Regions from separate parts of the Homo sapiens genome. Here all the other regions are linked to region 3. The links are chromatin loops, found by intact Hi-C in ENCODE. Cell type or tissue: sigmoid colon. All regions are shown on one strand.

Region 1 (4,000 bases), 82 kb before region 3:
TAATAATCCACAGTAAAATACAATCATTTCAGTCACTTTGACCATTTTACGAGTCTGTTTTAAGGACTGACTGGTTGATTCCATGTTTGCTTCAAAATTGCCAGTTTAATCAGGGACTATTGGTAGGATTGCCCACAGACCACTTTTACAACAGGTAATTCAATCAGTTTAAATATTGTATTTCCATTTTTTTTCCATCTGTTTTTGCAGCGCCAGCCAGCCTTTGACACCTTTGATGGGTCCCTGTTTGCTGTTTTTCCTTCTCTAAATGAAGAGCAAACACTGCAAGAAGTGCCAACAGGCTTGGATTCCATTTCTCATGGTAATTGGTTCCTCAGACTTGACAAATTGTGCATGATTTTCCTAAGTAGTTCAGTTAATAAAGAGATGACAGTTCCTAAGTGAGAAATGTTGGTATCTGGAATCTTTGATATGAATAGCCAGAAGTTCTGGACCTGGGAGAAGGCAGTTTTTCATTTGTATCAACTTGGTGATTCTGATGTGGATTCTGATGTCTTGAGTGCCAGACGCCCCCCAGTGAGCCGCTGTTAGGAAACTGCAGGGGAACCCCTGAGCTGCCCCTCCTGGATGTTTTCAACATTGGCAAGCAGGTCCTCATCTCCCTGCTCTGCCCTGGAAAACAGACAGAAGAGTAGACATTAAAACACACCCAAACTTGTAATTTGGGTTTGCATCATTAGTTAAATCATCTCCCCTGCCCTGAGTTTTGGGGCAACAAATTGTTCTTTGTAATCCTTACCCATCGGTAGTTCTTTCTGTAGTTCTTCGTGTCATTGTTTATTCTTCTTAAAGGAATAGCACGTCAGATAATGTTCATACAATTACTGTGACAGAGCTATTAGTTGGAAACATGCCAGAGATGACTGTGTCATGTGAAGTAGGTGCTGAGAATACAGGCCAGAAAATTAATTAAAACGCATACACTGGCGTAAGCATAACCCTGCATGGCAGCCATTTATCATTCTTGAAATTGCTGAGGGTGTCTGGAGAAGATTGTTTTTCAATAAAAATGGAAGGTGTGGTTCCATTACCGTGCTAAGTGCGGCACATTCATATCACACTCACTTCTCAGCTCTACGCCTAGTTTAATGGAAGTGACTTCCAAATGATACAGTCCCTTCAGCCTTTTGACCAGAAACCATGCAACTGTTTTCATTGCCTACAATTTTAAAATAGACTTAGCAGTTTTCCCTACGCACAACTGCTTTGTGACGCTTTGCAAAATAGAATCAAATCTGAGTTTTATTTTAGATTTTTTTAATAAGTATAGTTCTGAGATATATATTTTCTCAATTATAGTCAGAAAAGTTTTTTGTTAATAGTTACACTGTTTTAAGGAATCATGCCAAGGTTTGAGATCAAAATTGTTCTTTTCCAAAAACTAAGATGTCTCTCCTAAATCTCCACCTGATATCACCAACTTGAAGTCCTAATGTCCCCATGGGGGGTTTCCTTCCAGACTCCGCCAACTGTGAATTGCCTTTGTTAACCCCGTGCAGCAAGGCTGTGATGAGTCAAGCCTTAAAAGCTACCTTCAGTGGCTTCAAAAAGGAACAGCGGCGCCTGGGCATTCCAAAGAGTAAGTACTGCTTTCCTGAGCCTGCACTGGGTGAGAAGAACCAACTTCAGTGCAGTTGTTTGATCTTGACTTGTTTATTAAGCTTTTGCTTGGGGTATTCTGCAAAGAGTAGCATGGATGTCGTTAACCTGAGCCAGTTTCTGTTTCACCCCAATCAACCCAAGACTTGATCCAGAACTCATTAAATATGTAGTAGAAGGACGCATTACTGGTGTCTTGAAATGTGCCTGGGTCGTGTCAGAATGGTGACGTGTCATCATGGTATCTTGCTCATTCGTGGGTTCTGGTGTATGTCGGTACTTGGTGCATAAATTAGGGATGACAGTGGTCTCACTACCTTTCCACTGTTTTTACCTCATGTGTTCCATTTTTTCTTCTCTCCTGGTAGACCCCTGGCTGTGGAGTGAGCAACAGGTATGCCAGTGGCTTCTCTGGGCCACCAATGAGTTCAGTCTGGTGAACGTGAATCTGCAGAGGTTCGGCATGAATGGCCAGATGCTGTGTAACCTTGGCAAGGAACGCTTTCTGGAGCTGGCACCTGACTTTGTGGGTGACATTCTCTGGGAACATCTGGAGCAAATGATCAAAGGTACCAGCTGAACGTCTTACTTCTCCTTGTCCAGGATGAGCTGTGGCCGGGAAGACTGATTGGGAAAGTCACGTGGGTGTTCTTCAACCTTAGGGTTGCCACTTGAAATGACATAGAGTACCTTGCCTCAAAATGCCACTCAAGTGAGTCAGATATATGGCAGTGATTATAGATTTTTATCCCACTTTATGTGAGTGTGTGTGTGTGTGTGTGTGTGTGTGTATAGCATCAAGTATAGCCACAAGGTAGTAGCCTTAGTCACTAAATTGTTTGCTATTGCTGGCTGTATTCATCACGGGAGTCCATGTTGACTCAGATATGTAGGACAGCAAGAATTCCCACGTCTTCTGAGCTCACCTTACAGAGCTAAGAGATATGGCAGCCTTAATGAAAGGGGGGAGCCTTTACTCACATAAACCCTGTGAATTCTACTGTAAATTTTCCTACATCCAAATGGAATGTATTTTGGATGTTGAGGATTGTTGAGGGGGCGGGGTCTGTTTTTAAACAAGTGAGAAATTGATATATATTTACACGCTATCATATTGTACAGAAACTGGCCATTGATCAGTAGAAATCTCACCAAATACAGAGAAAGTCTTGATTCAAAACTTAAAATAGCAGGGAGACCAATGTTTAAAACATGTTGAGTTAAAAAAGAAAAGAGGGCCAGGTGCGGTGGCTCACACCTGTAATCCCAGCACTTTGGGAGGCGGAGGCGGGCAGATTACTTGAGGTTAGGAGTTCAAGACCAGCCTAGCCAATATGGTGAAACCCTGTCTCTACTAAAAATACAAAAAATAAAAATATTAGCTGGGCATAGTGGCACATGCCTGTAATCCCAGATACTCGGAAGCCTGAGGCAGGAGAATCCCTTGAGCCCGGGAGGCAGAGGTTGCAGTGAGTCGAGATCACACCACTGCACTCCAGCCTGTGGGAGTGAGACTCTGTTGAAAGGAAGGAAGGAAGGAAGGAAGGAAGGAAGGAAGGAAGGAAGGAAGGAAGGAAGGAAGGAAGGAAGGAAGGAAGGAGGGAGGGAGGGAAGGAAGGAAGGAAAGAAAGAGGGAGGGAGGGAGGGGAGGGAGGGAGGGAGGGAGGGAGGGGAGGGAGGGAGGGAGGGAGGGAGGGAAAGAAATAAAATACAGTAGGGATTATTTAGGTTAAAAAAATATAAGAAAATAAGCATGTTTATAGAATTCAGGGAACTAGTCCTCACCTGACTGATTTTAAACACACTGAATTTCAGCATCAACTGTAGACTCAGAATCTCGAAAACACCTAGGATTCAACAGCTAACTTTTTTTAGTTACGGCGTCTGAGGGCCAGGGAAACTCATTTTTAAAGACCCTCATTTCTTCTGAACTTGGACAGGGCTTTTCTACCAAGTTTCTGGTGATCTGTTTATTGGCAAATTGGGCCTGTTTTACCATTCCTCGGGCCTGTGAGTTTGTGTGTATTTGGGTTTCCGGGTGGACGTGCACTTTGTAATATATTCGTAGTAAGTATGCATACACAGTGCACAAACCTTTTCCCTTTCAAAGTTCTTGGGCACATGTGTTCCCCATCCCAGACTCCCACAGCCCTGGAGACTTCCCACACCCTGGGGAAGCGTGCAGGTTTGGAAGCAGTGGAACTGTAAGCTTCACGGGGGCAGACACCATCCATTTTATTAATTTCCTGTATGCAGCCTCTGGTACAGATGGCATTTCATAAATACTTAACTGTTTCTTGAATGCATGAATGAATTCAATACACCATCTGGACCTTTTGCGATAGAAAATTTAGTGTTGCCAATGACATCATTCATTTTG
Region 2 (4,000 bases), 140 kb before region 3:
GCATATCACAATCTTTTCAAACTATGAATATGGTCCTGGTTCATTCAAGAGAAAGAAGCTCTGCCCAGTGCAGTGGCTCACGCTATAATCCAATCACTTTCAGAGGCAGGAGGATCACTTGAGGCCAAGAATCGGAGACCAGCCTAGGGGGCAACAAAGTAAGACCCTATCTCTACAAAAATATTTAAAAGTTAGCCAGGGGTGGTGGCACATACCTGTGGTCCTGCCTACTCAGGAGGCTGAGGCGGGAGGATCCCTTGATTCCAGGAGTTCAAGGCTGCAGTGAGCTATGATCATAGGATTGCACTCCATCCTGGGTGACAGAGCGAGATGCTGTCTCTTAAAAAAAAGTCATTGGTGATGACTTTCTTTATTGCCTTTCATTAACAAAGTAATTTCCCCATAGATGCCTCCCTCCCGCCATCTAGGACTTGTGGAGGTCGAAAATATCATGAATGAATGTTCACTTTTATAAAATGTTCTTCCTGCACCACTTGTGCCTTGAGAAGCTCTGTGGAGTGCAGGGTCATTCTCAACTTTCTTGAGGAGGGGATGTCTCCACCCCCAACTCCACTGTAGGCACCCTCTTCCCTTAAGCTGCTTTAATTTTTTTTCACTTAATATTCACTCAACTATATTCTTTACAAGAAAATAAATTCCAAGGGGACAGGGACTTTTCTGCCTTACTTCTGTTTCCAAGCTTTTAGAAAAGCACCTGGCACATGGTAGGTGCTCAATAAATATTTGTGGTGATACTTATTAAGAAATGGAGTGACAAAAGGCACTGTGAATTCATTAACATTAAAAATATTTTGTCTTATTGCATGAAATTAATGCATACATATAAAAATGGTGGCATGTAAGTGTATGCGTTATTTAATCTCTGTTATAGGTTTCTGAACCCCTGGGAGTAACTCCAAGGATCAGAGATTGAGAACCACCTATATCAGGGGGAACAAGTACTAAATTGAAGTGCCGTAGACTGACTTGATTCTATTACAGGCTGAGCATCTTTTATTTGAAATGCTTGGGGCCAGAAGTGTTTTGGATTTCAGATTATTTTGGATTTTGGAATATTTGAATTATACTTACCAATTGAGCATCCCAAATCCAAACATCTGAAATCTAAATGTTCCAATGAACCTATCATTAAAGCATCTTGTCAGTACTCAGAAAATTTCAGATTTTGAAACATTTTGGATTTTTGGATTTGGGATGCTTAACCTGTACCTGCTAGGTAACTCTGAACAACACCACTTAATTTTCCTGAGTCTTGGTTTAATTGTGTGGCAGATGGGAGTAATAATAGCTGATTTACCTACTCGACATAGCTGAAAATAGAATGATATGTATATATGCAAATACATTTTGTAAACTACAAAGAACCATACACATATAGATTATTTTTGCTACTATAATAAAACATAGGTCTTGGGTCCGTAATCCCAGCAAAGCAGAGGACTGCTGCCTGCAGCTTTAGTCAATTTGATCACCATAGTCTATCATCACCATCATTAGAATAGAAACACTTACTCTCCCTGGGGTCTGTTGACCATCCCACGTGCGAAAAAACCCTATACAAATTTGCCCGGAATGTAGACTCCCCATTGGCCACAGTGGTAGTTTATTAGCTTCATACTGTGTGGAGTCAATGACTCATAGAAGGCACATTTTTCACCTCTTAGCCTTGGCAGCAACGACCCGTTGCTCAAAATTTGCTAACAGGCTCCCTCAGCTATTTCCTGTTGTGTTGCAGTAACACCGCTTTTTCTTTAGGCCACATTAAATTTTAAAACACATTAGAAACATTTCATCCCTGGCCTTCCTCTTCTAGTCATTGCAAAAAAAAAAAAAAAAGTGCTGTAGCAAACATGAGGATTATGATGATTGGTTAATTTCCCTCCATTTTAACCAATGAAATGTGTTCCTTATCACTATGGTTACATAACAACTAGCTCCCACAGGTGGAATCCAGCCTCACCAAAGCACCTGGGATAGTTCATCTACTCCTGCTCACTGATTATATCTAAATCACCAATAATGACCCAAATAACTTCGTATTTTTAAAAGTTATAGAGGTTATGTTATTTTTAGCCACTTCTATTGTGAAATATACTTCCCAAACAGAAAACTGTGCAAATCAGAAATGTCTAGCTCAATGAATAGCACGTAGATTTCCTTGCTCTTCTTCAGCTATACCCACCTAAGCATGACCCCTCAATACTATAGTTTACTTCTGTCTGTTTTTGTTTTGTTTTGTTTTGTTTTGTTTTTTTGAGACGGAGTCTCGCTCTGTCGCCCAGGCTGGAGTGCAGTGGCGCGATCTCGGCTCACTGCAAGCTCCGCCTCCCGGGTTCACGCCATTTTCCTGCCTCAGCCTGCCCAGTAGCTGGGACTACAGGCGCCTGCCACCACTCCCGGCTAATTTTTTTTTTGTATTTTTTAGTAGAGACGGGGTTTCACTGTGTTAGCCAGGATGGTCTCGATCTCCTGACCTCGTGATCCACCCGCCTCGGCCTCCCAAAGTGTAGGGATTACAGGCGTGAGCCACCGCGCCCAGCCCCTGTCTGTTTTTTAAAGTATATAAATGGGATTCTGTGATATGTTTTCTCTAGTATCTGGCTTGTTTTGCACGTCATTCTGTTTATGAGGTTCATTCATGTTCATGTAACTGTGGTCCAATTTCTTCACTGCAGTGAAGTTGTTTATTATATTTTAAAAAACATTTTCATGAATCCATTTCATTGTTGATGGACAGTTGGGTTTTTTCCAGTCTAAAGCTGCTATACACACTGCTGCTGTGAAGATTGCTGTACAAGTCTCGTGCTAAAAATAGGCATGCTTTTCCGCTGAGTATCTACCTAGGAGTGGAATTACTATGAAAGAAGGAATGCACATCTTCACTTTAATAGATAATACCAAACCTCTTCCTTTAGTGACTAGAACCAAATGTATGATATGAGAGAGTCTCCATCACTCTCCATTGTCACCAGCCCCTGGCATGGATATTCCCTTTAATCTTAGCCACCTTGGTGAGTGTATTTGGAATCTCAATGTTTTTAATTTGCACTTTTCTGATTACTTAAGAGTCTGGGCCCCTTTCCCTATATTTATTGACCATTTGAATATTGTTCTTTGCCAGGTATCTTCAAGTGTCATCCATTTCTGTCTTTTATTTTATTTTATTTATTTATGAATTGGGATCTCACTCTGTTGCCCAGGCTGGACCGCAGTGAAGCTCACTGCAACCTTAAACTCCAAGTGATCTTCCCTCCTCAGCCTACAGGCATGAGCCTTCATGCCTGGCTATTTGTAAAATTATTATTTTTTGTAGAGATGGGGGTCTTGCTATATTGCCCAGGCTTGTCTTGAACTCCCAGCTTCAAGCAATCCTCTCAGCTTGGCCTCTCAAAACGCTGGGACTACAGACCATTTTTCTTTTTAAAATATTATTTGGGGAGATTTATTTATTTATTTATTTATTTATTTATTTATTTATTTATGAGATGGAGTCTTGCTCTTTCACCCAGGCTGGAGTCCAGTGGCGCGATCTCAGCTCACTGCAAGCTCCACCTCCCAGGTTCACGCCATTCTCCTGCCTCAGCCTCCCGAGTAGCTGGGATTACAAGCTTGCACCACCACACCAGACTAAAACATACAATATACTGATTTCCATTTCCTTGGAAAGATTGTTGCTGGGACTATTTCTTATTAACTAGTTGCGTTTCCTGTTTTGGTTTTTTTGTTGTTGTTGTTTAGGATTTTTAGTGTTTCCTTTTATTATGTTTTGAGACGAGGTCTTGCTCTGTTACCTAGACTAGAGTGCAATAGCATGATCACAGCTCACTGCAGCCTCAACCTCCCAGGCTCAAGTGATCCTCCCACCTTAGCCTCCCGAGTAGCTGGGACCACAGGGTAAAGTAAAAGGTAAAGACTGACCAGGAAAGGGGATGGGAGTGGGGAGAAAAAACATATTAAACTGAATTATACCTTCCACCTT
Region 3 (4,000 bases):
TCCCTACTGAAGTCTAAGGGGCTCAGTCTCCCACTGAAGGCTGATCTGCAGCTCCCACTGCCCAGCCACTGAGGGGTCTTAACTGTTTTTCCACAGGCTCTTACACAGAAAACAGAAAAAAGGTGAATGGAAAATTAACATCAGTTTTTTAAAAAGTAAGACGAGCCAAGACAACCAGATGAGAAGATAAACATGATTGGTGAGATAAGAAAGGATTCTAAGAAAACAATTGCAATAAGATAAATATGTTTTAGAGGAGGCTGGGAGTATAGTGTCAAATTTGATGTAGTGCAATATTTGGCTCTTTAAAAAATATAATAAACCCTAAGCAAATATAATTAAGAAAACAGAAAAAATGAACAAATAACAAAAGAGAAAGGCAAAATGATAAGCTTCCGATAAACATAAGCAGGAAAAATGGGCAAATAAGAAATCAGAAATAAGAAATGTCAAGGGAAAAAAGAGTTGGAAGGAGAAAGGTATAATAACAGAAATGGAGGCAACATATCAACTGATTATAATGTATGTACTCAAACTGTATAAAAGCAAAAGATCATTGGAGAAACATGAACATTGAATGAATATTTGATGACATCAAGAAATTATTGCCAACGTTTTAGGTAGGTAGTGATATTTTCACTATTTTTAGGTCCATATATTTTAGAGCTACATGATGAAATATTTAAAGATGAAATTATGATGGTGGAATTTGTTCAAAATAATGGGAGAGGGGGTGGCAGTGAATGACAAAATGAATGGGGATATAAGTAGAATGAAGTTTTCATGAACTGACTAATGTTGAAGCTAGAAGATGGGACAATAGTTAATTGTACTATCTTCTCTAATTTTATATAATAAAAAGTTTTTAAAATTAAACTGAGCTGAGAACAAAAGTGATAGGAGATTATGATATTCTACCTTGCAAAATATAATTTAAAATCTTAAAATTAAGCACACTTTTCTGGGCATGTTACCAAAATTGACATAAGAGAAAAATTTAAATGTGAATATATTACTAGCCACAAAAGAAATTTAAAATACAATTAACATATGTCAAAAGTTTCTTTCACAAATTTGAGGAATCAGGTTGTATCAACTCTTCTAGAAAATAGAAAAAGATGGAAAGCTACACAATCGATTTCATGAAGCTAAATTAATCTTGATTTCTGTACCTAACAAAGATAATGCAATAAAGAAAAGAAAATCATGAGCTAGTCTCACTTAGGAGTAATTTTTAAATCCTAAATAAAGTAGCGGCAAAATAAATAGTATCCTAAAGGAATTTTCTATCATGATCAAGGAAAGCATATCTTATCTTGGGAATGCAAAAGCATTCAATTTTAGAAAATTCAACGTTATAATACTTTATGTCAGCGGTCCCCACATTTATTAGGATTTAAAGGGCATTAAATAACACCTAAAACACATTCTCACATTGTTAAAAATCCTTAGGGAAAATGAGAACTCAAGGATACTTCTTTCACATCATAATTATGTAAACGTAAACAAGTGGCCAGCATATGAAACATTAAAAGTATTCCTGTTAAAACCAGAAACAAGGCAGGTGTGTCTACTATTTCACCTTGCTCAAGAAGATCAGAGTCATGTAATAAGACTGGAAGTAGAACTATGAACCATAACTAAGAGAAAGGAGGTGATTAAAAGTTCATTATAAACTAACAACATGGCTGGATAACCTAAACACCCAAGGGATTCAACTCTAAGCACTTTGAATTGAAAAAAAAAACAAAGTAAAGGGACCAGATTAAAAAATAATAATAAACGTACAACAGTCCATTGCTTTTCCATACACCAACATGAAGCAAACAAAAATATACTCTCATTGGTGAAAAAGATTTCATTCTTATTCAGAACATGAAGAAAAAAAAACTATTGAGATACAATACAAACATAATCAACAAACAGAACAAAATGAAATGCTACACAGCCGGTAAAAATCTGTAACAGTAAGTGAAAATCACTCTGGAGAAAAAAATAAAATAAAATAAAAAAACAAACAAAGCCCAGTATCCATGAATATATTCACTATGATTCTTTTTTTATAGACTACAGGTTAGATATAATGTTAGAAAATAAAAACAAAAATAATGGCAAGTAAACCTATGAGATTTTAATAGTAATTATTTTTGTGAGATCAATTTTTAGATCAACCTTATTTTCTGTATGCATTCATGCTATATTATCTACAACAAGCAAGTATTACTTTTGAGATCAGATCAGGAAAGAATTTTAATTTGTTGAGTTGACTTGAGATAAAAAAATTAACCAATAAATTCACTGGCTACATATGATTTTCAAGATTTCTGAATCACCCTGGGGATGAGAGCTTTTCTAAAACATGGGGTTAGCACACAGGAGCCATAGGTCTGAGGCAAAGTTCAAATGGATGAGAATGGAAACGTTGCTCTGGCTTACCCAAGCTGGCCAGTCTGTCTAGAACTAATTTAAGAACATAAAGATGACATCATTGCAGGTGTTCTTTCAAAGTGGAGCACCCATTTATAATGCTTCTGGCTGACAAAATTGGAAAGGAGACAAGGTTTAAAAAGCCTCAGATATTCTTTTTGTCGATGCTCACCATCTTTATCTTCAAATAAAACTATTTATATTTCTTCTGTCTGCCCCTTGGGCTCTGGTTCTTGGTTAAGAAATGTCTCATAAATTTCAGAAGAGGAGGAAAACAGAAGGTGATGGTACAGAACATTCTATTTTCAAGACTATAAATATTTCAACTTCTCGAAGAGATCACCTATCATGAAAACTTCAGATCTTCCTAAGTAAGTCTTATAAAAATTAACTATAAAGTTTATGACAGTTTCCACAATCAAGTACTGTATGCCAGATTGGCTTAAAGCATTTAGAAATGAGCAGCCTGAATGTTGGCAAAAGGTCACATACTGGAAAAGAGTAATGTCCAATTCAAAAAGTGAAAAGTAAGAGACGCTGCCAATCCAAAAATTGAATGCCCAAACTTTACTGAATTCTGTTAATAAAATCAACAAGTTGTTCCACTGTACAGGCAGGGTTACTACTTTATGCTGATAATCCAATAAGTGTTTATTAAGCACCTGCTATTTACAAAGCACTGTGCTGGACGCTGTAGAGAGAATTGATAAAATATCTCAAGGAACTTAGAAGGTAACCAGGGAAAAGGACAAGTACAAAAATAAATAATAGAACTCTTACCAATTAACGTGAGCAACCAAATAACCTGATTTTAAACATGGGCAAAAGAACAGACACTTAACAGAAGAACATGTAGGAATGGTCAGGAAGCACATGACAGGTCGCTCAGCACCATTAGTCATCAGAGAAACGGAAATTAAAACTACATCAAGATGCCATTTCACACCCACTAGAGTCGCTCAAATAAAAATGATTGACAATGCCAAATGTTGGCCAAGATGTAGAGAAACCGGAACTATCTTATATTACTAGGGGAGAGTAATGGTACAATCATGTTAAAAAACTGTTTGGCAATTCTCTTAAAGCTACCCTATTGCCCAGCAATTCCATTTCTAGGTATGAATACTTACCCCAAAGAAATGAAAACCTATGTCTACAGAAAGCGTATGCAAGAATGTTTATAGCTGCTTTATTTACAATAGCCTTCTTCCCCAAAATGACAAATGTCCATCAACAGGAGGATGGGTAAACAAACTGTGGTATAGTCATACAGTAGAATACTATTGAGCAATTAAATAGAACAAGTTACTAATAGGTGCAACAACATGGGCACATCTCAAAAACTCCACTTTGAGAGACAGAAGTCACACACACAAAGAATACATGTTGGAAGAATTCATTTGTTTGAAACTCTAGAACAGGCAAAACTGTTCTATGAGGTTAAAGCTATGGTGATAGAAGTCAAAAAGTGGCTGCCTCCAAGATTGTGGGGGTGGATCAACAATTCACTGGAAAGGGAGAGAAGAGGAAGTTCTGGGGTGGTGGATGTGTTCTGAATCTTGATTGGGATGAT

The links. A loop is a pair of places that touch in the nucleus more often than their neighbours do. Peaks named below come from ENCODE experiments on the same cell type or tissue, not always from the same donor. Only the 100,000 strongest peaks of a DNase experiment are listed, where the experiment ranks them.
Region 1: a loop joins it to region 3, with 4 times the contacts of the local background. A loop is called at or near these places in 28 of 110 quality-filtered maps.
Region 2: a loop joins it to region 3, with 4 times the contacts of the local background. A loop is called at or near these places in 3 of 110 quality-filtered maps.

Annotation. Positions count from the first base shown.
Region 1 is chr21:38,812,793-38,816,792 of GRCh38, forward strand. ETS2 (ETS proto-oncogene 2, transcription factor) reads left to right here. Exons shown (of 10, transcript NM_005239.6): 3 at 211-322; 4 at 1,481-1,600; 5 at 1,989-2,189. Among named protein-coding and RNA genes, the nearest start is that of ETS2, 8.9 kb to the left of the region's middle. RefSeq lists enhancers at 1,052-1,838, 1,235-2,434. In sigmoid colon, no CTCF peak of the experiment used is centred here; a DNase peak (open chromatin) is centred at 1,835; H3K27ac peaks cover 2,743 bases.
Region 2 is chr21:38,754,145-38,758,144 of GRCh38, forward strand. All of the region lies in intron 1 of LINC00114 (long intergenic non-protein coding RNA 114), which reads right to left. Among named protein-coding and RNA genes, the nearest start is that of LINC00114, 17 kb to the right of the region's middle. In sigmoid colon, no CTCF peak of the experiment used is centred here; a DNase peak (open chromatin) is centred at 1,707.
Region 3 is chr21:38,895,188-38,899,187 of GRCh38, forward strand. The region is part of intron 3 of ETS2-AS1 (ETS2 antisense RNA 1); the gene reads right to left. It also overlaps the pseudogene RPSAP64. Among named protein-coding and RNA genes, the nearest start is that of ETS2-AS1, 41 kb to the right of the region's middle. In sigmoid colon, no CTCF peak of the experiment used is centred here; a DNase peak (open chromatin) is centred at 2,434.